Regions from separate parts of the Mus musculus genome. Here region 2 is linked to region 1. A link is a loop called in an ENCODE intact Hi-C map of the cell type or tissue named here. Cell type or tissue: heart. All regions are shown on one strand. Each heading gives the region's core, and the rest is flanking DNA. Links, peaks and the distances in the headings are about the cores only. Region 1 has its middle 25 kb from the start of Cdca7l. Region 2 overlaps Sp8 (trans-acting transcription factor 8).

The links. Peaks named below come from ENCODE experiments on the same cell type or tissue, not always from the same donor. Only the 100,000 strongest peaks of a DNase experiment are listed, where the experiment ranks them.
Region 2: it touches region 1 in a loop (16-fold over the local background); 17 of 42 quality-filtered maps call a loop at or near these places.

Annotation. Positions count from the first base shown.
Region 1 is chr12:117,812,799-117,825,223 of GRCm38, reverse strand. No RefSeq gene overlaps it. Among named protein-coding and RNA genes, the nearest start is that of Cdca7l, 25 kb to the left of the region's middle. In heart, for the core only: CTCF peaks have their summits at 4,200 and 4,942 (motif pointing left); no DNase peak of the experiment used is centred there.
Region 2 is chr12:118,849,352-118,861,776 of GRCm38, reverse strand. Sp8 (trans-acting transcription factor 8) reads right to left here. Exons shown (of 2, transcript NM_001379379.1): 2 at 9,199-12,425. The coding sequence ends at 11,905. Among named protein-coding and RNA genes, the nearest start is that of Sp8, 8.3 kb to the right of the region's middle. In heart, for the core only: a CTCF peak has its summit at 6,447; no DNase peak of the experiment used is centred there; H3K4me3 peaks cover 1,221 bases; H3K27ac peaks cover 565 bases; H3K27me3 peaks cover 2,171 bases.

The DNA.
Region 1 (12,425 bases), core at 1,633-9,632:
AATACCCTCTGCTGTCTGTATTACTAAGGGTTCGATTAAGAGATTCGTCAATGCAACTAGAGATGAAAAGTCAATTGGAGGCTTGGGAATATGTAGACAGCCCAATACATGTATACTATTTTCTTTAACAAAATGGTTTATTTTAAACATATGTTATTGAATGAAAGAATGAGTTTACCTGTTCTTCCAAGGTTGATATATGCCTTTTAATGCATTCCCATTAAAATATCAGTAATTGTTTTTATGGAGTTAGATAAGTTGGTACTAAAGTTCATATAGAAAAATAAACCATGCAATAATAACGACAAAAACATTGAAAAAGGAAAAATAGTGAGAGAAGAGGAATTCTGCTGATATTAACACATGATGGAGCCACAGAAGTTTAATGGTGTAAGCATGAACAGACCAGGGGTAGAGCCAACCTCCCACAAACAGGGCAAAGGAGGTGAATCAGGCCACCGCTGAATTTGTGAGTGTTTTAATAAATGATTATATCCTTGCTAGTTAGTCATTTAGAAGAAATGACTGCCTGGGTAGTTCAGCTGGTAGAGCACCAGATTTTAATCTCAGGGTTCGGGGTTCAAATCTCTGTTCAGCCACTTGACTTACTAGATAAATTGGGTCTATAGTTCACAGAATAAAAATAAATAAATTCCAAAATGAAAACATACACACACTGGATTCTTCCTGGACCACTGGGCAGGGAAAATTTAAAACTACGATTAAAATAATGTTTTAAGCTATGGATCCCAAAATAGAGATAAATACGATTACATTTTTAAAAACTGCTTGGACAAGGAACTATGATTGGTTACAGTATTAAAGCTATTGAAATGGAGGAAGGATATGAACAAGGTATTTGAAAAGGGATGGGAAAATACCACTCAAGTACATGAAAATATATTTCAATTCATTTGTAATTACGGAAATGCAAATCAAAACCATGTCTGACCTATCCAAGTCACAATAATTTAAAATTAACACAAATTATGGCTGAGACATGTACTTTCATGCCTGGAGAACCAGAGACTGCAGACAGGCCATCTGGTTGTACTGACCTTTGAATCAGAAGTCCTATCTTTAGGAACCTACCTTGAAGATATAGTTCAACACTATCTGTCTTAGTTAGGATTTTATTGCTGTGATAGATACTATGACCAAGGCAACTCTTATAAAGGAAAACAATTAATTAGGGCTGACTTACAGTTCCAAAGGTTCAGTCTATTGTTATCATGGTGGGAATCATGGCATTGTGCAGGCAGACATGATGCTGGAGGAGCTGAGAGTTCTACATCTTGATCTACAGGCAGCAGAAGGAGACTGGATTTGTTTCACACTGGGCATACCTTGAACATTTAAGACCTCAAAGTCCTGCCTCCATAGTGACACGATTCCTTTAACAAGTCCACACCTCCTAATTTTGCTACTCTCTATGGCCAAGCATCCAAACACAGAAATCTATGGGGGCCATACCCATCCAAACCACCACACTCTGAAAAAATGCTTTTGTAGACATTATTTGTTATAAAAGTGGCTGCAATTAGAAAACGGTGAGATGGGCTGAAACGGTGATGCAGTGGTTTAAAACCCTTGCTGCTCTCAGAGGACCTGAGTTTAGTTCCCAACGTCTATAACTAGAGGCTTACAACCTTCTATGACTGCTCTAGAGCAACTAACACCAGCCATGGGCACCTACACACCACACACACACACACACACACACACAAGAGAGAGAGAGAGAGGCAGGGAGAGAAAGAGAGAGATTTAAAAGGGAAAATAGAAGAAGCAGTTTAAGAGCCCATTTATAGCTGTGATGGTTTGTATATGCTCAGCCCAGGAAGTGGCACTATTTGGAAGTGTGGCCTTGGTGGAGTAGGTGTGTCACTATGGGAATGGGCTTTAAGACCCTCACCCTAGCTGCCTGGAGGACAGTATTCTGCTTGTAGCCTTCAGATGAAGATGTAGAAGTCTCAGCTAAAGGATGAAGGACTGCTATTATTATAATGTAGTTTTAGTAGGTTTGAACCTAACAGGATATTAGAATTGCATAGAACAGAACAAATGAGTGAATGTAGGTGTAATTAAGATTTTAACACCAGAGAAAGATGTTACAAATAAGGAAACATGCACGGGAAACAGAATTCTGTGGAGTTGGTCTGGAGCCACTCCCATGCTTATCTATATTTGTGAGACAGGTAGCTAGAGGTATCGTAAACATACATACATACATACATATATACATACATATGCACATACACATAGACATAGTCCAGTCCCTACTTGTGCTGGAAGGACCTAGACATAATAACATCCTTCTCGCAATTAGCATACCCTGGATTGTGTCTAGGACTCCAATCCTGACTTATAAGTAGCATGCTCAGATCAAAAGAACCATGCTCCTTGGAGGAGTGGTTGATTCCAAGACTGGGGCAGATGAAATGCACAATGAACCTTGAATTATGTGTCAGGTGGTAAGGAAGCACCCAGAAAAGATGAAGCTGTGTCAAAGAACATGGAAGTCACCAGAAGGCTCCCTGTAGTCGATGCTGAGCAAGATTTGAACAAAATTTCTAAAACAAATAAGCAAGCAAGCAAATCATTACAAAAGCACTTAGTAAGTCAACAGGGGAAAAGGATCATTTCCTCACAGAAGTCCCACTAATACGTGCAGAAAGAGTGGGAAGGATAGGGACAGGAAAAAAAAAAATCCATGAAAGTAGCTGCGGAGATTAGAAAGCATGCTAAAATTAGCTGATGGGATTGGAAGGTCAGTTACTAGGAGGAAACTAGAATACTGTATTTGAGAAACTTGTAGATACTGCCTTATCTGGTAACCAGGACTCACATCCATAGCAATGGGCACAGCTTCCTTGGATACACTGTGGACCACAGTAGCACCCTTGAAGTATTCCTGCTTAGAATGCTTTAAGCACTTCTCAACTTGGGGAAATATTGGACCAACAAAACCGAAGGCAGTTTACCCAGAATCATTAAGTCTTTAAGAGTGAATAGGTCAAGAAGGTAAAGAAAGACCATGAAATTCAGACTAAAAGAAACCAGGTAGAGACACAGCTATATACAGCTAGCATTGGACCTAGGGTGAACCTCGCTCAGAAAAGAACATTAGTACAAATTCAAATGAGGTCCTTACCAACAGCTTCTGCTCTAACCAGAAATCAAGAGTAAGCAAGGAGTGGCTCTTGGCTGTTGAAACCCCTTAGCCCCAGAGTCCCAAAGGCTTATGGGCTAGGCTGACAGTCTCAGAAAGCTTAAAGCTCAAGTCCTGAGAACGAGAGATTTCAGGTGCTCAGCTTGGACGCTCTCTGCTCTGGACTTTCCTGTCTGTGGCTCAGCGCTCTGCAAATGTTGTCATCTCTGGTTCTCAACAGTAGCCGCTGTTAGTAGCCACGCCCCTGTACCAGCTAATGTTACAGCTATCAAGCCTTGGGTATTGGGACCCTTGGCCCCCAATAGTGACTACAGTTATAGTTCTCAGGCCTCTGCCTTAAAGCTTGGCAGCTCACTGGAGCCCTTCCCCCATTCTTCAATGTCTTAGCATCCTCAGATCTGCCCCCACCATGCTCTTTGCAACTTTTTAGCTGCCTTCTCACCTCTTCTGCAGCTGCTGCCACTGCCGCTGATCACTGTGACCACTGACAAGGAAGTGGGTGGCCTCTGCCATCTCTTCTGCCTTAGTCCCCTCTTTCTGCTACCAAGTCAGCCCTCTGGACCTATGATAAAGATCATAAGCAGGCAATAAAAGAACACTTGGGAGCAGCCCTGATAGCACACCAGGGGAAAGCATCAGAGAGTCTTCTGGCTAGCAGATCCGTTAGCAATCTTATAGGCATGTTTAATTTCTTTACACAATACACTAGGACGGTGGGAAATATTAGTTAACATTAGGGGGCCACATGAAGGGAATTCAGGGGGGCTCTGTACACAAATTTTACAACTTTTGCTTTAAGTTTAAATTAGAAAGAGAGAGAGAGAGCAAAAAAGAGAGCTCTTTGGACCCAAATGCTCTCTGTAAAATCAGTGTGTTGAGTCAGATTTAATTGGACTTGAAACCAAGAGTGAGTTACCATGGACATGCTGAACAGATGCTCTTAAGCAACCAGCCTCTTCAGCTACTAACACTGACCTTGCTCCTGCTGGAGATGGCTGTCCAGTACAGTTGCAGTACTTTGAAATGGTCACTAGGGCACCTGCTTTCAGAAGTGAAGCAAATTTCATCTTGAGACTGGCAAATGTTCTGGGCTCAGTGTAAGGCAATGTCAGAAGGTTATGTCCCACCAGAAGTTAAGCTCTGTGTTTTGTTCTCAGTAGCTCCCAGGCTCCCAACATATGGTGATACAGATTTTCATTTTGATAAATGCCACTTATGGCCCTGTTCCTTGCGGGGGTATGTCAGCAGACTGAGTGTATGAAAACTGCTAGTTCCAGAGACTCACATGATCAGAACATAGTGCTGATTCCATTTCTCCCAGACATAGGCCCTAGGGCCTGGTGAGTCAAGCATTTGAGTGTTTAGGAGTGGAAATCCAAGACCTTTAGGTCACATGACTCTACTCTTCACAGAGGAATGTGTGGAGAAAACATAATTTTCAGTGGTGTTAGTCCTTCACAGCAGCATCTCAGGATCTATTTGACCCCAGGCCATTAAACCTGTGGGGTGTAGAGAAGGTTAGCTTATTAAGTCCTGTTAATGTCCTAGATAAAAGACTTTATCCTGGCGAGGACTGCTTACCTACCTAAGTAAAATAAAAGGGTTTCCCTGACCACCATGTACTGTGAGCATTGCCCACTGAAGGAAATGCCCTTGTATCTTACCTCCTCCCTATGGTTTGTCCACTGGGCCTGGAGAGTTCTAGAACAGCAAAAATCTTTCTTTAGTCCTTTGGCCCCTTTAAGGGACTGTTTTTATACAACAGTGCCATCTGCTGGGAAATTATAGGACACTACACATCATCAATTTGCTTTAAAATGTTTTGAGCTCCGTGGGTTTCATACACATATGTAATAATATATGTGTAATAATAACACATGCGTACATGTGTCATGAAATTGAAAGAGGATTTGAGTGAAGGAGCTGGACGGGAAGTGGGAAAGTAGGGGGCAAACTTAATCAATGTTTTATCTGAGTGTATGAAATCCTCAAAGAATAAATTAAAAAAAAAAAAAACTACGAGGGGATTTCTATCTCCACTCACACACTACTATTAACAGCTAATTTTTTTAAATACACATTTACATATATCAAATCTCTGGTCAGTTTCTGATGCATGAAAACCATATACTATTGTACTGAGAGACCAAGTAGAATTTGTTCTTTGTAAAAAATATAAGAACATTTAGACAGATGACCAAAAGGAAGTGGTGTCACCCCATTTATGTTGCCGAAAGGCAGGTGCTCTCTGACGGTTCTTATTTGTGTTATTTACAATGGTAGGAACATATTATCTCTTGCCTTCCAAGTGGCTTCTTCCATGTAATAACAGATGCGATGTACTGCACCTCTCAGCTTCCCTTCAGCCTCACCAGTGCAGCAGGGCCTGAGGATGCTCTAGACAGGAATGTGTGTCATTGCTGGGGGCTTGTCCATTTGCTGGGGAAGCCTTAAAATGCACACTATTAAGCAGACAAGAATGCCCCAGCTCTTGGTGTCATCCTTCACATGACACCAAGAAGTGAAGTGAAATTGAACAATAGAAAATAAAAACGTAAGCTTTAAGAAACGTCTCTGCTCTGAACCATGGGTTCTTTGCAGTGCCTTAAATATTAGCACGTGGTGACTGTACTGCAGAGGAAGGATCCTATTGCTAAGAAGAATGCAGAGACCCTTGCAGTTATTTTCAATGCCTCTGCTTTGCCTAGAGGATTCTGTAAGCTGTGAGCCAGCCAATGATTTTCTCCGAAACCACTCTGAATTCTGAGAATACTGTTATTAATTAAACAGCAGGGGCTCTCACCTATGAGGGTTCAGATCCTCAGGGATGCCTTTCTTGGATTAATACTTACTCTCTGCACCCAGTGCCCACACGCTTACAGACCTAAAACAGTTATATTTCTACGGCATGTTGAAGGTCTACCCTTGCTGGGCTGTCTACTGTATGTGTGTGTTCATGCATTTGTGGAAATAGAATAAATCTCTCAAGCCCCTTCTGTCCACATTAGTAAACACCAACCAGATGAATAGCTGTCCAGAGGAAAGGACACTGGAATCTGGTAGTGAACTGCAGTTAGCCGGAAGACAAGTCAAAACATAATAAATACAATAGGCTTGGTTTCCAGAAAACCACACATGTTGTGTCATGAGAGGGATGATCTGTTCCTGGCTCGATCTCTTGTGCTCTTTCTGCTTTAAATCCCCCTTCCAGCCTCAAATATCCCAGCATACACTTGTGGTTAAACAGGACAGAGGTCTCAGAGACCCTGAGCAATGTACTCCCATTCTTGCCTCAGGCTCCTGAACACATATTTTCTTCCTTTGGTATATCCTTCCAACACACACCCTGGATCTCTCCCTTCTTACTCTTGTCTTCAAGGTTAATTCATCTTCAGATTCCAACAAAGACTTCATCCAGCCCTCTCAGAAAGAACCAGGAACTCGGGGCTAGGGAAATGGCTGAATGGATACAGTACTTGCCATGCAGGTGTGAAGACTGAAGTTTGGACACCTGGAATCCACCTGAAAGCACCGGAGAATCAGAGACAGGGAATCCTCTGCCCAACTGGACTAACTGGAATTGGTAACTTCTGGATTCAGTGAGAGATCCTGCCTCAAGAAATGAAGCGAGGCATGATCCAGAAGGCCCGTGTTGACTTTAGGCCTCCATACATAGGCTTGCATACATGTCTACAAACCTACACATATCACGGGCCCACAGATAAGCAAGTGGACACTCACGCATACCACATACCCACACATGGAAAGCCTTCTCTATTCTTTTGTTAAACCACTGCTTTTCGAGCTTCTGCATGTCTGTGTCCCCAGTAAACCCAAAGTTCAATGGTTACAAGTTAAATTCTGTGCATCTTTTATCCTAAGCAATGTCTGCTATAGGGCTTTTAAAGAACAGAAGGAAGGCATCGAATTGTAAGTAAAGGCTGATTGCACACTCTTAAGCCGGTGAGAAAAGGAACTCTTTAATGAAGATACCATCAGCTACTCACAACTTAAAGATTTCAGGCTCCATAAAGAAAACATCTAAGGCCATAGGAAACCTCGGTCCCGTGATGTCTGCCAACATAAGCTATTTCTGTATCATTACCCAAAGCTGAGAATGGAAAAAAATCCAAGCATGAGAGTCAGCTTTTTGTTACTGTGATATTTACTTTTGCAAGACAATTTATGAAGAGAAAAACTTTGTTTTGCTCACGTTTAGAGGTTTCCTTTCCTGATTGGGTTAGTCTCTTGCTCTGGTGTGACAGCACGTTTATCAGGAATCCAAGGCAGGGGAAGCCGGTTCACCCCATAGAAAGCAAGCAAAGGGGAGTGGAAGGAGTCGGGCTCCGTTATCACCTTCAAGGGTCCCAGTGACTGGAATTAATTCCCATAAGACCCCGCTTCAAAGCTTCCTCCACCTCCCAGGAGCACCAACCTGAGAATCAACCTTTGGAGCCAGGCGCTGGTGTCAATAAACAGCACTTATAAATTTCTTAAAAATAGGAGAGGCAAGAAAATGCTAATAAGAAAATTTCAGACACTTGACTGAATATGGAGGAAGCTGTTCTCTTGCCAGGTTCTGAGTTCGAGTCCTTCCCTAGTGGACAAAGGCCGAGGGGAAGGGTGACTGCCTCGTGCTTGAGACCCATGAGAACTTGAGAAAACAGAAATGGTACTTTTCTCTGACTCTGTTAAAGGACTGGCATCGCTTAGCTAAACCATGTTTAAGATGGTGGAAGAAGGTCTACCCTGTCTCCTTCCTGCTGTTTGTAGAACTATTTTCAGGTCACAGAAAAAAATGGGACCACAGAAAGTTTCCGTGAAGCGGGATTCTATTATGAGCCGCCACCCCACCCCCAGCTCCTACCGATTGACTAGCACACGGTGTGCTTGTGGCTTTAAATTCTACCCGTCTCTGCTGGTGGCGCCTTTACCGCGTGCCTCCAGGGAAGTGATTATTGCAAATGTGCATGATTTTATCCACAATATACAGTATCGTGTGAAGCTCGCTTTTCTTGCCTTCAGCCTTTTCTTTCTTACAATTTATTTTAATACGTTTGGAGTTATTATCCCAAACATTAGCCAGCTGGCCCGCTGGGGTCTCCTTTGCTGGATTCTGGGTCTCTCTTTTTCTAATCCTCTCTTCATGGATAATCCACTCTAATGTTTCTTGGCTGTGGCAGGGGTTTGGCTATTACTACCTGTTGACTGGAAATTCACTGTATCCTGTGTAGGTGGCTCTAATTGTTTGGTAATGAACACCTTATTTGAGTCAACTGAGGTCAGAGCTATAGTCATGAGATTTGCTTTCTTTCTCCTTTCCTGATTTCCACCAGCTCTGCTTGTTTGCCTGCCTTTCTTTTCCTCTCTCTCTCTCTCTCTCTCTCTCTCTCTTTCTTTCTTTCTTTCTCTGAGCTCAATTCAGCTGATTTGAAAGCAGGTTCTAAGACAAAAAAAGGAACAAACAAAACAAATAAATAAATGAGAGGAAAAACAAAAACATAAAACAAAAAGCAAGCAAGCAAGCTGGATGCTGAGGTACAGCAAGGCTCAGACCACAGGTGGGCACCATTCCCTCTAGCAGACCTTCAGCAGCCTTGCTGTAGGCTTCCTTGAATAGCCAGGGGTGGAGGGGTCTGTCCTTCTGTTGTCAAGGAAAGATCGGGAGAAGAAGCAGGCTGTCTGGATCTCCACCAACAGGACTCCAGCATGTACAATGTCATTTCAGCTGCCTCAGAGACTCACTCAGGATGTCTCTCTCACAATCAGGAACCTAGAGCAAGGGACGTGACAGGTCAGCAGAGAGCCCTCGCACTGAGTTGCTTTGCCTGGGAGCCATGGCAGTGCTGAACTGGAGAGTCCAAGATGAACTGTGTTTCCTAGCACCCATGTCAGCTCAGGTGCCAACTTCTCTCTAGTCCATGTCATACTGAAGACTTATTTACCCAAATGTATCCACAGTTCACGTCAAAGACAATTACTTTCACTTGAAAATACAAAAAAAAAAAAAAAAAAAAAAAAAAAATCAGAGGAGGAGGATTGGAGAAATGGCTAAGGGGTCAAGAGCACTTGCTGCTCTTCCAGAGGTCTTGAGTTTGGTTCCCAGCAACCACATGGAGGCTCACAACCATCTGTAATGGATGCTGTCTGATGCCCTCTTCTGTCATGCAAACATGAATGCAAATAGAGTGCTCCTATACTTAAGTAAATAAACCTAAAAAGAGAAAAAGAAAGAAAGAAGAAAGTCCTCCACAAGAGTAGAAAATGCTTTTAACCACCAAGGCATATTCCAGACCCCTTTTTAACACTACTTTTTTTTAAAAGAAGAGTTAAATTTTATTCAAAGTTCTAGTTTGTTTTGTTGTTGTTGTTGTTGTTGTTGTTGTTTGTTTGGTTTGGTTTTTTGTTTTTTTTCTATTATGTTTGGGCCATCTTCAACCAAATCTTTTGTCCAACCTCTCCACTGAGTGATGCTTCTGGAACGTGTCAAAATTTGTCTGCCAAGAACTAAGATGACTGAAATCACTCAGGATGCTGAGATTCTCCTGACTTTGGTCCCTTCCCTGGAGTTCTCCATGTTCAGCCCTAGCTACCTGTCTAATTGCTTTTGAAACTTTTCTAAAGTTAAGAAGCTAACATTAAAAACTTGAAGATATGTTCAATTTAGAATATTTTATGTTTTTAATTTCATTAAGATGTGTTCCTTTTCCTAATAAGTTGTGTTTTTATTAAAAAAAAAGTGTATATGTGTGTGTTCATGTGTGCATGGGAGGGTGGTGTTCATGTGTGCATGGGAGGGTAGTGTTCATGTGTGCATGGGAGGGTGGTGTTCATGTGTGCATGGGAGGGTGGTACATGGTAAGAGTAAGTACCATGTGAGGCTAAGTATTTACAGAGTGCAGAAAAGGTTGTCAGATACCCTTGGAACTGGAGCCATGGGTGATTGTGAGCCCCACAATATGGGTACTAGACACTGAACTCAGACCAGCTGCAAGAGCAGAATGTGTGCTTAGCTTCTAAGAAATGCCTCCAGGCCTCAGGATTTGACTTGTAAAAGTAACACAGCATACTGATATATGTAATAAAGCTGAACAACATGATGTATAACAATGGTACATAAATCATTCTTATTTGGGGGTGTATTTTGATATAGAGTACCATATTTCCCAGGCTGGCATTGAACTCCTGACCTTCCTACTTCTGCCTACAATGTACTGAGTCAACATGTCTGGCTTATTCTTCTGTTTTTCCCCTCTTGCTCCCCACCTGTCTTCCCTGAAGACTGAACACCTGCTCTACCACACAGTTGCATCTCCTCACATTATTTAATATTTTGGGACAATGATAGGATATACAGTGTATTGTAAATGAGGGGGGCATGGGGATGTAGCTCAGGTGGTAGCTTGCTTGCCTAGCATGTCTGAGGCTCTGGGTTTGGCTTCCAGGACCACATAAACTGGACCTTGTAGTATGCTTCTATAACCCTAGCACTAGGGAGGTGGAGGCAGGAAGGGCAGAAGTTTAAGGTAATCCTTGACTATATATTGGGTTCTAAGGCCTAGGATAAAGGAGACCCTGAAGAAAGAAAAGAGAGGCATCCTAAGGGGTTGGGGGACAAGCTCTTACTAATTTGCCTATATTTTAATTGTTTGTTGGCACAGATGCATTCTGTAAAAGTTCTTTCTCCCTAGAATCTGGACTAGATATGGACTAGAAAAGTTGGACATAGATATGGACTAGAAAAGTTGGACATAGGAAGAGAGAAAAGGTGGCCACTCTGGGGCATGCCACTCTTAGGAAAGTTCCATAATGGCTACTTCATCTTTCTCCCATACTGTCGGGACTGATTATACCATACAAGCTTTACCTTGATCTGTTATTAATAGGCACACATGTCTCCCACTCTTCTGGAGTCCCCTGTGCTATTTTGGGTTCACTTATGTACCCCCAGAGGACAGTAGAGGCCTTGCATGGTGGTCACCCTGTTTTAATGGGGTTTCTAAGAATCAACAGGAGAACAAATAGGCCTTTGCTTTAGCAGCTTAACATTATTTTTTAAGGATTTATTTATTCATGTAATTTATGTATGAGCACTCTGTGTTCATGTACACCAGAAGAGGGCATCAGATCCCAGTACAGATGGCTGTGAGCCACCATGTGGTTGCTGGGAATTGAACTCAGGACCCCTGGAAGAGCAGTCAATGCTCTTAACTACTGAGCCATCTCTCTGGCATCCTCAACATTATTTTTAAAAGTCAACACACTTGAAATTTGCAGTAATTCGAGTTAATGATCTGAGGATGTATTTAATATTTGCTTTTATGAGTAGTTCCTCCCTTTTCTGAACATAAATAATTTTAAAATGGAATATGCCCATGTTAACATCTTTCTGAAGTCTACAACCTTCGTTTCTGGCACCCTTGCAGCTAAAGGTGGAGACAAGAAGATCAGAAGTTCAAGGTCACCTTCACCTGTTGCCTGTGCCCTGGACAGCCTCCGCCTGACCCTACCTGCTCTTGGGGTTTGGGGGTGAGTTGGTGCAGAGTCATTGACACAGGCTCCTGGAGCAGGTGAGAAATGCTGCAGCAAGCTCCTCTGAGCACTACTGCAAGCTCCTTAAATACCCTCCACCCATGCCCCCATTGGTCCCAAGAAAGCAGCTCTTCTAAACAACAGTTTCTGACTGACTGGCATTGTTTGCACTAGCAATCCTTGCACTCTTCTCAGGCAGGAGATGCTTTTGTGACTGTGAGGGCCCCAGCATTTACATAGAGGCAGCCCTGTTGTTCTTGCTACACTCACCTACACAGAGAGTTAGAGGTTACCATTGGATACTTGAGATGTTATACATGAGCTGGCAGGGGTGGGTGTTAGGGAAAGAGACTTTTTTGAAACGAATATCGATCTCTGTCCTAGATAGAGAACTTGACCATCAGCTGTGACAGAAGAACCTGAGGCCTAAAGTCTTAGAGTCACTCACCCTCAAGGAGGCAAACTCATGTGGGAAAGTTTAAAGACACCAACCTAGAACACAAGATGCAATAAGAAATAATCCTGAAAAATGTCACTTCCAAAGATCCCAGGTAGAGGCAGCTTAAACAATTCCTCCCTGTAAAAGCTGCTCGGGAGGCCAGCATGTCAGAGATGGCTCAAGGGCAAAACACCAGAAGGCCAGAGTGTTCACAGGTACTATTCCACCAGCATACTCCTTCCAGGTCTCAGTAGAGAGACTCTCGCTATGTATTCCTTCTTGACA
Region 2 (12,425 bases), core at 1,519-9,518, 1.0 Mb before region 1:
TCCTACTCTGGAACTGGAACAACAGTCTTTGGTTTTTCTCTTTAATGGTTATCATCTTCATTTAAAAACAGAAAGAAAGAAAAAAAACAGTCACACAAGATTTAACCCTCCTTTGTCTACATTAACTTTTGTTAAAGTAGACTATTGAACCAAGATCAAATATTTCTGAAATGAGTCCCATCTTAGTGCATCATACAAATATAACAGCTCCCTCCCCCGCTGGAGCCCTGTGGTCCCTTGACATTATTTTATTCGTTTTTGTTTTTGTTTTGAGACAGGGTTTCTCTATGTAGCCATGATTATTCTTTCTTATTAAAGCTGTGTGTGTGTGTGTGTGTGTGTGTGTGTGTGTGTGTGTGTGTGAAATTCAATGATGGTGTGACTTAAGACTGATTCAGCCACTGTTTGTTGGAGTATAAACTACTTTGTCCTTCTTGGAAGAATAATCTGGACATTTCTATCTAGGAACTTTATAATAAAGTTCTTATCTCACAGTAATCCATACTTTTCTAGAGTCTTAAAAAATTAATCATAAGTTTAATGTATCTGATAGCCCAGGAATGCATCTGGTAGAGTACCTGCCTAACACGCACAAGTCTCAGAGTCTGATGACCAAGGACTGCATATATCAGGCACGGTGGTGCATACCTGTCCTGAAATTTCAGCGCTGGAGAGGCAAAGACAGGTCATCCTTTACTACACGGGGAATGTAAAGCCAGCCTGGGCTGTATGAGACCCTATCTCAAAAACAAACCAAAACAACAATACAAAGTAGTAATTAAGGATGGCCAATGTATCACTGTATATGTAGATCATGTGAGAGGAAAACTAAATGTTTAATATTAGGTGAGTGTGTAACATTTTAAGATATGCAATTTTAGCTGTTTAAGATTAAAATTTTTGACATAAGAGAAAATTATTTTGATATTAGTGAAGGAAAAGAAAAAAAGCACACAGTAAAATGTTTATGAAGACACAATTATGTTCAGGAAGTGAAATTAAGTCAGTTTCTATCTATAATTTTTTGTGCATTTCAGTTAGCACCTAAAAAAATAATAATAGAGTTTAAAATTTTCATTAGGACTGGAGACAGGACTTAGCATCAGGACACCTGCCTAGCGAAAGGAGACTCTGGAAATTTAAAAAGCAAGCAAACAAAATAGATAACTTTTATTGAAGTATTAACCTCTGGTTTAGTATAGCAGTAGGGGTACTTACAAAAAAAATCTGCATTTATACATGATGTCTTCCTTAGCATTCAAAGAGGTCAATATATTTTTAAATTATTAATCCAGATGTATAGCTAATTGATTTTATAACTAAAGTAGCAGTTGGAGAGAAGTAGGGTCACTTGTGGGAGTGTGCATACTAATTAGCGTCCCAGGGAATGCTACCACGGACTCACTTCACATTAAAAAATCCCTAAACTTTCCACCTTCCAGTTCCTTCAGAATTTGGTTGTGGCTGGGTCTCCTAGTAAAAGTGGAGTTGAAGGAGTGTCTCTCTTTGAAGCCCAGGTCTTAAAAGGACCCTCAGTCTATGTGTAAAAGGCTATGTGTTGTTCTTCCTGATTACCTGGTGGACAAGCATGGTCTGTTAATACCATCCTTGCTTCCTCAGATATGCTACATAAGGCAAGATGAACAGCCTGTAAGTAGCAAGGTCTTTATCTACCTCTTCCTTATTAGTACTGTGTATAAGCCACATAGAATTTTACTCATTTCTGGAGATATTCATAAACAGTAACTATCACAAGAGAGGAAGCTATCAGAAAATGAAATTAATAGCACAAATAAGCCACGGGCAAGTAACTGGTTACATAAACATAACGAATTGCTTTGGGAGACAGTGTCATGAATCAACAGATGGATACAGTATTGATTTCCTACAGCCATAGTTTCACAGAAGGAAAAAAAACAAAAACAAACAAATAAAAACCAAAACAAAACAAAACCAAAAAAAACCCTCTCCTGAGACAGAGAACTTTCATGTGTAATTGCTTGGTTACAATTTATGCAATACCTTGCAAGTGAGAGTTTTAAGGCTTCTATGAGCCCACCTTGAACAATTACAATGAGAGCGAACCAGCCAGAGGTGAGTGTAACATCACTGGGAGCAGAATGCACAGGACAAACCTTCACTGCAGAGTCGGAAGGATTGGATACATTTCAGATGCCTTCTATTAGCAACTTTAGTATCAGGCAGAGCGAAGTGGCTGACCAGCAGTCTCCAGCCATTTCTCTTCTAAACTAGGTAGGTGTGGTTTCTTAGTCAGTCAGGCTAATGAGTAACAATAGCGCAATGCATTGCAAATGAAGACACAGAAAACAGTAAAAAGAAAATTCAATTCCACAAGTTCACCCTCAGTCTATGTGTAAAAGGCTGTGTGTTGTTCTTTCTGATTATCTGGTGGACAAGCATGATCTGTTAATACCATTCTTGCTTCCTCAGATGTGCTTCATAAGGCAAGATGAACATTTCACATCCTAATTCTTTTTAAAACAGCACAGAATATTGTCCTTTCTAATTTTTTATCATATTTTTTCTAGTCATATGAAAGATATTCTAAGTAAAATATATCTTCCTGTTTGCTATAATCTTAATTAAGCAAGACAAAAATGCACATTTTTTTCCAATGTAAGACATACAGAAAGGGACAGAAAAGCAGAGAGAGAGAGAGACAGAGACAGACAGAGACAGAGACAGAGAGAGAGAAGCCCAACTTTTAAATATGTTTGTACTCTGACAAACTCAATTTTAAAAACAAATATAGCCTAAAAACTAATTCCGAAAATAAGGAGATACATAAATGAAATCATTAAATTATTTGTATTTTAGTCACTATAATAAGAAAAATAGTCATTTAAACATATAAAATTTGTATAAAGTACAGATTATAAATAGAATGCTGCTAAAATGCACATTTAATCATTTGAAGTAAGACTACTAACCATTAAGATTTTAATCTGGCTGTCCACACATGAAATAAAACATAGAACTAAACTATGTGTGTATATATATATATATATATATATATATATATATATATATATATATATATTATTTATTTTAGGCCATGGTGGAAAGGAAGCCACAGAAATTCTGTATACCACCTAAGATCCATAACCAATAGTTCACCTTTAAGTGAATTTTAAAATATCCATGGTTTCAGAGCATAAAATAACAAAAGAAGTCACAGCTCTAAGCATCATTTCTCGTCCACCAGGAATCTACCACCATCTTATTGTGAAAGTAGCTCCCTGCAAAGCGAGTAGAATTTTAAGAATGGAAAAACTTCACTCAATCTGACTTTCAGGGTATTCATACTAAAACACACAAGTAAACATGTCACTGGCAATACATCTCATTTAATAATTACATACTAAGTAAAGCATGTCATGTCTCCTACAAAGTGTATATAGCAGAATGTGTATAGCACGATGCTTGTTCTGAAAATATTTATTAAGTGGTTTAATTGCTCTCCAGTCATTAATACAACACTTAACTGTGATACTGCCTAAAATATGTTAATGCCAAGGACATGGGAATTGTAATATATGTGTGTACCTTCCCCAAACTTAACTCCCACCATTTTAAGTAAAATAGTTATTCTTTGGAAGAAATAACCAAACTGACTTTATTTCAAAGTATAAAAGTTAATAAATTGTAACCCAATACAGCTCACTCTAATTAAAGTTGAGACATTCCTAACATAATGCTACAAAGATTATTTTCCAACAGCGAAGAAGTTCACATGTTTAACTCAACCATCTTGTTAAAACACCACTAAATCAATGAATATATCTTTTAACTACATTTCCACCAGCCACAACGATCACTGTTGGCTGAAGTGAATAGAAAAGAACCAACTTAGGGAAGGGGTGGGAGTGGAGGAACTGAAGTAAGAAACAGGTATGCAAGAGAAATGAGTACTTATCAACGTAGGAACAAGAACACAGCTTCCTGAAGTGATGAGAAATCTGATGACAGGGTCCCTGGGTAATTAGGGTCATTAAACTGGGTGTAGAATTGGGCAGTACAAATCCTTTACTTTCAGCTGAATTAGACAATTACTTGAACTCTGAGAATGGGGAGACCATCTACTTTTTTTTTTTTCCTTCTGTTTCAGGGCTTAAAATGAACTGGCCAAAAACTTGAAAGCTGGAAGGATTGGTAACCCAAGGTGAAATATTGAATGTTTCCAACACTCGCACCGAGTTCAGGGTGAAGTGAGCATGATGTAAATCAATTCATTGTTTGAGCCCTTTCAAATGGGTTGCCAAGAGAGGAGAGAAAACTTGATAAGCAGGCTCCAGTTTCTATGTGTTGATTTAGAAATCCTGAAGCTTGTGGGAGCTCAATTCATCTAAGGGAAGAAACTTAAAGAAAGGAAGCCAAACAAGGAAAATGGTGTGGAATGCAGCACTGGGACAAATGGAGAACAAGGAATTTTCTTAATAATAATAAAATAATAATAATACAAAAAAAGCAAGAAAGCCTCCATTGTGCTTTAAGTGACAAATTTAGAATTCTTTTATTTTTAGGTTCAAGGTCTGATTTCCTTTTGATATTAAATACCCATGACGCATTTACAGAAAACTGTTGATGATTCTTATCAAGCTTGGCAGAAGATTAAATTAAATCTCAAAGATTTAGTCCTCTTTAGTTAAGTAGCATGGAACAGCAAAGGCATTTTTTTTTTCCTTTTAACCTTCTGTAGTGGAGAACCCATTTAAATTGTGTCGGTGCAGAACTGGGTGGCTTCAAAACACCAGTGATCAGATCACCTCTTAAGAGCTCAGTTGCTCCAAGCCTCATACTTTCGGCCATCAAGAGAAATGCACTAGTTCAATAAAAGTCAAGAGAGGACTAGACCTAAATCCTAGTGAGGGCAAATCTCAGGTGGCTCTTTGTCCTGGATATGTGTGCCTTTTCCCAGAATGCTGCCCCAGCTTTTGCCGGTGTCATATTTGTCACAGCTTTAAAAAACAAAATATCTTTAAAGTATTGATTGTTTCCTTTTTTAAAAATCACCAATAAAACTTGAATGTAAGGGAAAAAATAACCCTGCTTAGCAGAGGCAAGAAAGATAAAAGTAGAAATGTCCTAGATTATCTGCAGGGGGATTTGAAAGACACTTGTGGCTTACTTGAGAAGCTTCATTTAGCATTGAACATTCTGTTCCTGGTGACAGCGCAGTGGGAATTCCCACTCCAACAACCCATGAAATGTTACTGCATAATTATTCACCTTCTGAGGCCCATTAGAACTTATCAGCAGAGAAAGAAATTTAATTTAAACTCACCCCTCTGTGCCACAGAATAGCAGGGACATGAGATCAAAGCACAAAGCTCTGTCCTTCAGTGGTTTGCAACACCTAGGCACAATAGGGTGAGAGAACGATGCATTCCAGAGCTTCCTGGCTTTCCGGACCGGAGGGGGGTGGGAGTGGGCTTGCGTCACCAGCTGGTTTCAAGGAAGAGACTGGTGCTCTGAAGGGGGAGTTGTCAATTATGTTCTAAAGCTGCGGGTGGCCACATTACTTGTACCCGCCGCTGCAAATCACTTTGCTTTACTTGTGATGGGCACTCTACACACCAAATAAAGTGTATTTTATTTCTTTCCTTCCCCCGCTATAGGTAGGGAGTCGATGGAAATAAGAATTTTTAACTACAGAAGTAACTATGAGAGCCCTGTTTTGCACAAGTGTGCATCCCATAGTGCTTCTCTGTTATTGCTTAAGAAGAGTTTCCACAAAGCCTCAGTCTGAGGGTGCCTCATACCAATACAGAATGGTCCACAGGCGCCATTAATAATCTTCAAGTTTGACCCTTGGCCAATCTCAAGGGTAAAAAGTAGATCCAAGTTAACACAAACACCCACAGGTCTGTGTCTACAAAAGTCCATGATGGGAAAAGTTTTGCCAAATGCGGGCTCTTTTCCTCAGACAGTCTGCATGCTACAGGCACATTCTCCAAATGAGGTACTCTTCCCAAATGGTTGATCTTTCTCCTGGGTCTCTTAAAATATCACCAAGATTTGGTCTGGAGAAGATTGCTAGGGTGCCCTGGTATCAAATGGGCCAAAGAATAGAGTGGAGAGCAGAGAGAATGAAAGTAATAATAATAATAATAATAATAATAATAATAATAATAATAATAATAATAAAGAGGTGGGTTTTAGGTACAAGGCTTTAAGAAAGGTTTATTTCTGCTCACGGTACCATGAGTCTGTACCTTCCTACCAACTCTCTTTTCTGCTAGGTGGCTAAACTGATTCCTAAATCTAAAAACAAACAGGCAGACAAACACAAACAAACAAAAAACCTCCGCAAGCTTTCTCTGTCAGCCAGACTCAGTGGCAAGACGGCTTAGGGGAGAGGGATGCTGAGCCCAAGGTCAGGCTGGAGAGCAGCGGGCTCGGGACTCTGCAGCGCGGTCGCGGGGCACAGGGTGGCGCTCGCTGTCCGCGCAGAAGGTGCAGGCGACTGCCTAGCCTTTGTGTGCGCCGGGAGCCCAGAGAGTCCCAACACAATCGCCACGGACACCCCAGGCTTCCACCGCTACCCGGGAGCAGCCGGCGCCGGTGCAGCTTAGCAGCTGGAAGCTTTTCTGGGACGGCTGGGGATCTTCCCAAGGGCTGCCTGCATATAAAGAACGCCAAGCCGAACGGGATGGGTTGGGGTAATAGGGGCGGCAGCGGAGAATGGCTAGGAACTCTTCCCCGGCTTCCCTGGTTGTTTCCAGAGGACCGGGAAAACTTGAGGGGGGGCGGGGCGGAGAACTCAGCAGAGCAGGCTCACTTCCAGTGAGCCTTCAGTAGAACTTAAGGCCAGAGCAGTCAAATTGGGGAGTGGATTGCAAACAAGAACCCAACTAGAAGAGCTTTAAAAGATAAGGGACTGTTTTGTAGCGAACGCATTATGCCCCAATGCCCTCCCCAAGCCCTCCTCTGTTCCCAGGGTTCTAAGAGTCCGGACTTTGCTCAGGAATCAAAGCCAATGTAGAAACCTGCTTCTCTGCTGCCAAGAGACCCCACAGAAATTAAATTAAATTAAATTAAACACGCGTCCAGGGACTAAAATAAAATACTCTTTTCCTCCCACCAGCAGCAGCGAATCAACGTTCAGCTCCCAGGGAGAGACTACAAGGTGGCCGCGCGCTCTTCCCCAGGAACCAGGGGCTAGAGTCCAGGACACCCAGGGATTACTGGCTTTCCCTTGATCCGGAAGCAGGAAATAGGGGCACAAGCAAGCATCTTGGTTTTTTTAAGTAACAGCAACCATTGTACTGAGCAAAATGATTTGGAAGACAGCACTCGGAGAGGTGCCGAATGAATCTCAAGAGTACAGCATTGCTCTCTTACACATCTCCTCTCCAAAGTCTCCAAAATCCGTCGTAGAATTTTAAGGCTACTTTGGAAAAGAAGCGCGCGGAGGAGCAGGGTACCCGAACCTGTAGTTATTTTAGTAAAATTAAGGAATAAATAGAAATGCCAGCTTAGACACAAACATTAAAGGGGGTGGGGGGCAGAAAAAGTTAAAAACATACTTATTCAAAAATATTGGAATCAAATCAGTACCTCATTTATAAGAAAAACAAATGAGTAGAATTTATCTCTATCTACTTAGGCAGCCTGATGGTATTTAAATCTACACCTTTACCCTATACATGCATGCTTTAATTTACCAGTCACCTCCCCCCCCCCATCCTCTGATTTGTGAAGCAATCTTCCATAAGAAATAAAACATTTATTCTCAATAAAATTTTTCATTCAGTAACCTAACCAAAAAATTCACCGGGAGACAAAGTGTTGATCTCTCGATCTACCTAAGAAGCAGAACTCCTGCTCATTACTGCTTAAGTGCTTATTTGGAGGCTCCTTAGCTAAGGAGCCCAACTGAGAAGTTATGCAAAGACTAGAATTAACAGGGCAGTGGAGAGACAAACCTACCCAGGAACATTGTCCAGTGTCTCCCGCTGTGGGAGAGCAACTATCACATTGGTTTAAATTAGGTATCCTGCATAGCATATCTTAGCTGATAAGTCAGCCTTCACCAAATCAGTCCCATTCCTGAGTGAACAAGCTCTTCTAAAAAGAAAGGTGATAAAGAAGCCAGGAGAAAGCAAGCAGGGTAGGGAAGTGTTGAGGGAGGATCTAGGAAGGCTGGATAGCACCAACCCTTGGGGAGGGGGTGGGGGGTGGGCGCAGTGCCTTCCCAGTCTCCGGAGGATGGGCTGATACATGCAGGCCTGACCTCTGGGTCAACAGCTAGTTTGACTCTACCTTGATCTGCAAGCCCGGAAGCTTGTCCTTTGGTTCAAAGTGACAGCTACTCCAGCTTCATGGGAGTGAATTTCTAGCCATTATCAGACTACACAGAAAAGAATCCCTTTTGTGTGTCATCTTCCTTCCTTCCCAAAGAGACATGATGTTAGTCCCCAAAGGGGGATTCTACCCGCTCTGTACTAAACTAAGTTAAAAATACTGCTAACAGAAACAAACAACAAAATACTGCTGGAGCAAAACAAACTAAAGCCAAGCTAGACTGTGAGGGAAGCTAAAGGAAGAAAGTGAAAGTTGGAACACCTACGACACAAAAATAAGCCCTGCTTTCTGCATCTCCCAAAGAAATCATCTTCCAAACAGTATCCCTCCTTGGCACAACCCATCTCTCAAATCAAGTATTCATTCCTATAAATATGCCAAGCAGCTGTCCTCTTACCTGCCTCTACATTAACTGTAGAACTGGCCTCTCGGTATCCCCCAGCTGCTGCAAGTTTCAACAAAAAAGAAACACTTAAACTGTGTTCTGCATTATTCCTAGGGAAAAAAAGTAACAGAAACTGTTTTATTTTTCTTAGTAACCATTTTTTTAGAGCCACAGTATCCCAAAATAGCAAAGGTAACTTGTTTATCTATAACCATAAGGGCTTGAGGCCCCCATATGTGTATGAGTGAACATCCTGATAAAGGCTACTACTTGGGAACCAACTGTATTACATAACATATTGAACTATAAATCTCTGAATGCTTTTGCCCAGGCTTTATATAGTATTTATAACCCCTCTTATTTTTCATGTTTCTATGCATTATGATATTTTACATAAGTTTCAATGCAAAATTTTCAATTCAAGATGGATACCAAGACTGAACTGAGTGAGAACCATGCAAACAGAAAGAAAGAAGCTAAACTTATTAGAATCTCAACACACTAACTTTTTATTAAGTTTGATTCAAAATAATATTAATCTAATAGTGAAATAGTTTGATATAACATCAATCAACATTTAAAGTATACTATGTTTCAAAGTATGGCTCAAGGAACACCCATTGCTTAAATGCACTTAGACATAACAAGACAATGTTTTTTTATTGGCATCATTGACACCTTTGAACAATAGCCTCGTAGATAGATTAAGGTTTAACCTTTCTTTTCTTTGGTGGCTGTTTAGAGACTTTTAAAGAACAGATAACTCATTTCAACAGGAATCTACTGATATTTACCTCTGCAGAATGTTTAGCTAAGACATAGAGTGCCAGAAAACAAGCTTTTGTTAGCTTGACCCCCTCTGTCTCCTAACAGAAGGTATCCCCAAATGATGCTTTTATTTTAGATGTATTGATCTTTCATCTAAGTCTTGGCCTTTCAAACACTAAACTCGATCAAAGGCCAACAACCTGACTCCTTCTGAAGACTGAGAAGGAAGCAGCAACATGGAATTTCTTTGAATTGTTTGTGAATTACTACAAGTTTTAAGAGGTCAATAAATCCTGGTGCTGAGCTAAATCTAATGGTAAATAATTAATTACATATCTTAGACACTATAATCTTTATCTTGGTAAACAAAGAAACAGCTTTGCCAAATAGATCTTCCATCTACATAATATCTTAAAGGCAAATAATTAAATATTGCCACAAAAAACAGGGTCATATTTTGTTTAAATTAGACATTAAAACGGAAGATAAAATGCAAATGCCCGTAGTTTTAAAAGGGGGGGAAAAACACCAAATTAACTGACCTAGTCTTTTTTGAGTTTATTAATACCATTTAAAATATTACAAATAAATCAATTACATTTCATGCATTTAAAATGCAAGTCTAATGTTCCAGAGAAAGGCTTTTCATTTCAATGTGAAATATCCAAATTATTTCAACATGACAATGAATAGTTAGTTTGCAGACTCTGCAAACAACACTTAAATGTAGTGTCAGGAGTATTTGTCAACAGTTAACAATATCACCTTCAGGAAATACACAAAGGCCAAAGTTAGTCGAGTATCACTTGGACAATTTATTTAATACATGGGTTTGGCAGACCCCGTTATTATGAAGTATAGGAGAACTCTCACTTTAACTATACCTGAACTGCCAGCAAATGCAAATAAGTACATGCGCCATTAAATTAAATGTCATCCAACATTTATCAAATAGTGTCTTAGTTACAGCTTGATACCTATCTAAATTCATATTCGAGCAAAACTAGGCCCGGAAAGTGCGTGTGTGGCTCTGCACCTCCAGAATTGAGTTCAAGGAAAAAAGAAAAAGGAAAAAAAAAAAAAAAAAAAAAACACCTGCAGCTCATTAGAACCTCAGCAATAACTCTTAATAATTCCTTCTGACGAAAAAGAAAAAAAATCAAGTTTACTTCAATATATTTTCAAATATTTACCGGAAGTAATGTACAAGAAAAATACTATACAAAATCGTCTCACACCTCACAGCGGCGGAGTCAAGTTTAATGGGAAACTAATCTAGAACGATTTTCCAGTTGTACAAACCATTAGGTTCAGATATATTTTACAAAGAATTTTTAAAAATTGTTTCCCCGTTTCCCTCTTTTGGCATTTAAACTACAGCCTCATCTGAAATAAACGATAGCTTCTTCACTTAAGTTTAAATCACAAAGAAAAAGTTTAACCCTAAAATTAATCAATGACTTGCAATAATTTACAGAAATCAGTAGATAAATTGATTCCTAGACTAACCCAAAAGTGGTGGTGATGTGGGAAGTTGGAAGAATATGCTTGGGGATGGTGAAAAAACCGAGGTAGAAAAAGACAAACACGAAGATACTTAATCTGGTCTCACCGGAAAGGGGGTATTTTTGCATAAGAAAAGACACCTACCCTCACTCCCGCCCCCACCCCATAAATTACGGCGACCAAAATAACTTTGGGATCAATATTTGCAGTTTGGAGAGAAACGTGCTCGCAAGCAGAGGAAAACTATCTAAACGAGAAGCTAAGAGGAAGATTGCTTGTTTATTTTTTTCCTCTCAGTTTTTCAGTTAAAAAATAAAAAGTTACAAAGAAGAAAGGAGGGGGAGGCATTGATTCCCGTTCGCAGAACTCTCATCGGTTCACCCGCAGGGCACAAAGACCTAGCCAGAGCTGAATGGGGAGATCTAAACTCTGCTAACCCGGTCTGGGTTGCAGCAGTCCTCCCACGAGTGTAATGCTCAGCACAGGACAGTCCAAGGGGAGCACTCGGGGGTCCAGGAGGGGATTCCTTGGCAGGACTCCTACATCCCTCTCCCTACAGCTGCGGCTCAAGCGGGTTGAACACTGTTCTTTCCAAGGCCACAAAAGCCACTGTTCTACCAGACAACCCATTCATCCCGTCCTAACCCCAGAGGCCACAGCCTCTTCAAAGTTCCGCCAGCCCAGTGCTGGAGGAGCGGGTTTCCACTGCGCCCCGCATGGCTGTCACTGTGCAGAAGGGAGCCAAGGATTCAGCCACCGATGTGTGCTACTTACTGTCCACATCCTAAAAGTTAAGAGCAGAAAACCGGTGAGAGAGAGAATGAGAAGTTGGGGGAAAGAACGCACAGCTAGCCTAGACTGGAGCCCAGTCTAGGTACACAAGCCCGACGGGATTCAGGTGGGAGGCATCGCGACAGTCACTCCAGGCCGTTGCGGTGGCCCGGCTCTGGAGGCTGCAACAGCTCAGGGGAGTGGCAAGGAGGGCTTCCCGCCGCGCTGTGCTCGCTGTCGGTGTCGCTGCCTTTCTTGCCGCCGCCGGAGCCCGCCGAGCCGCCGCCACCACTGTGTGTCTTCACGTGCTTGCTCAGGTGGTCGCTGCGCATGAAGCGTTTGTTGCACACCGGGCAGGCGAAGCGCTTCTCGCCCGTGTGGGTCCGCAGGTGCCGCTGCAGCTCGTCGGAGCGCGTAAAGCGCTTACCGCAGAACAGCCAATTGCACACGAACGGCCGCTCGCCGGTGTGCCAACGCAGGTGCGCCTTCAGGTGCGACGTCTTGCCGTACACCTTGCCGCAGCCCGGGATGTGGCAGCTATGCAGCCCTTTGCGACGCAGGCTCGCTCCCGCTGGGCCCAGCCGCTCAGCCTCCTGGCAGTTGGGGCAGTCGCAAGTGGCGCGGCCGGAGTAGCGGCGAGCGGACGAGCGTGGGGACCCCCCTAACT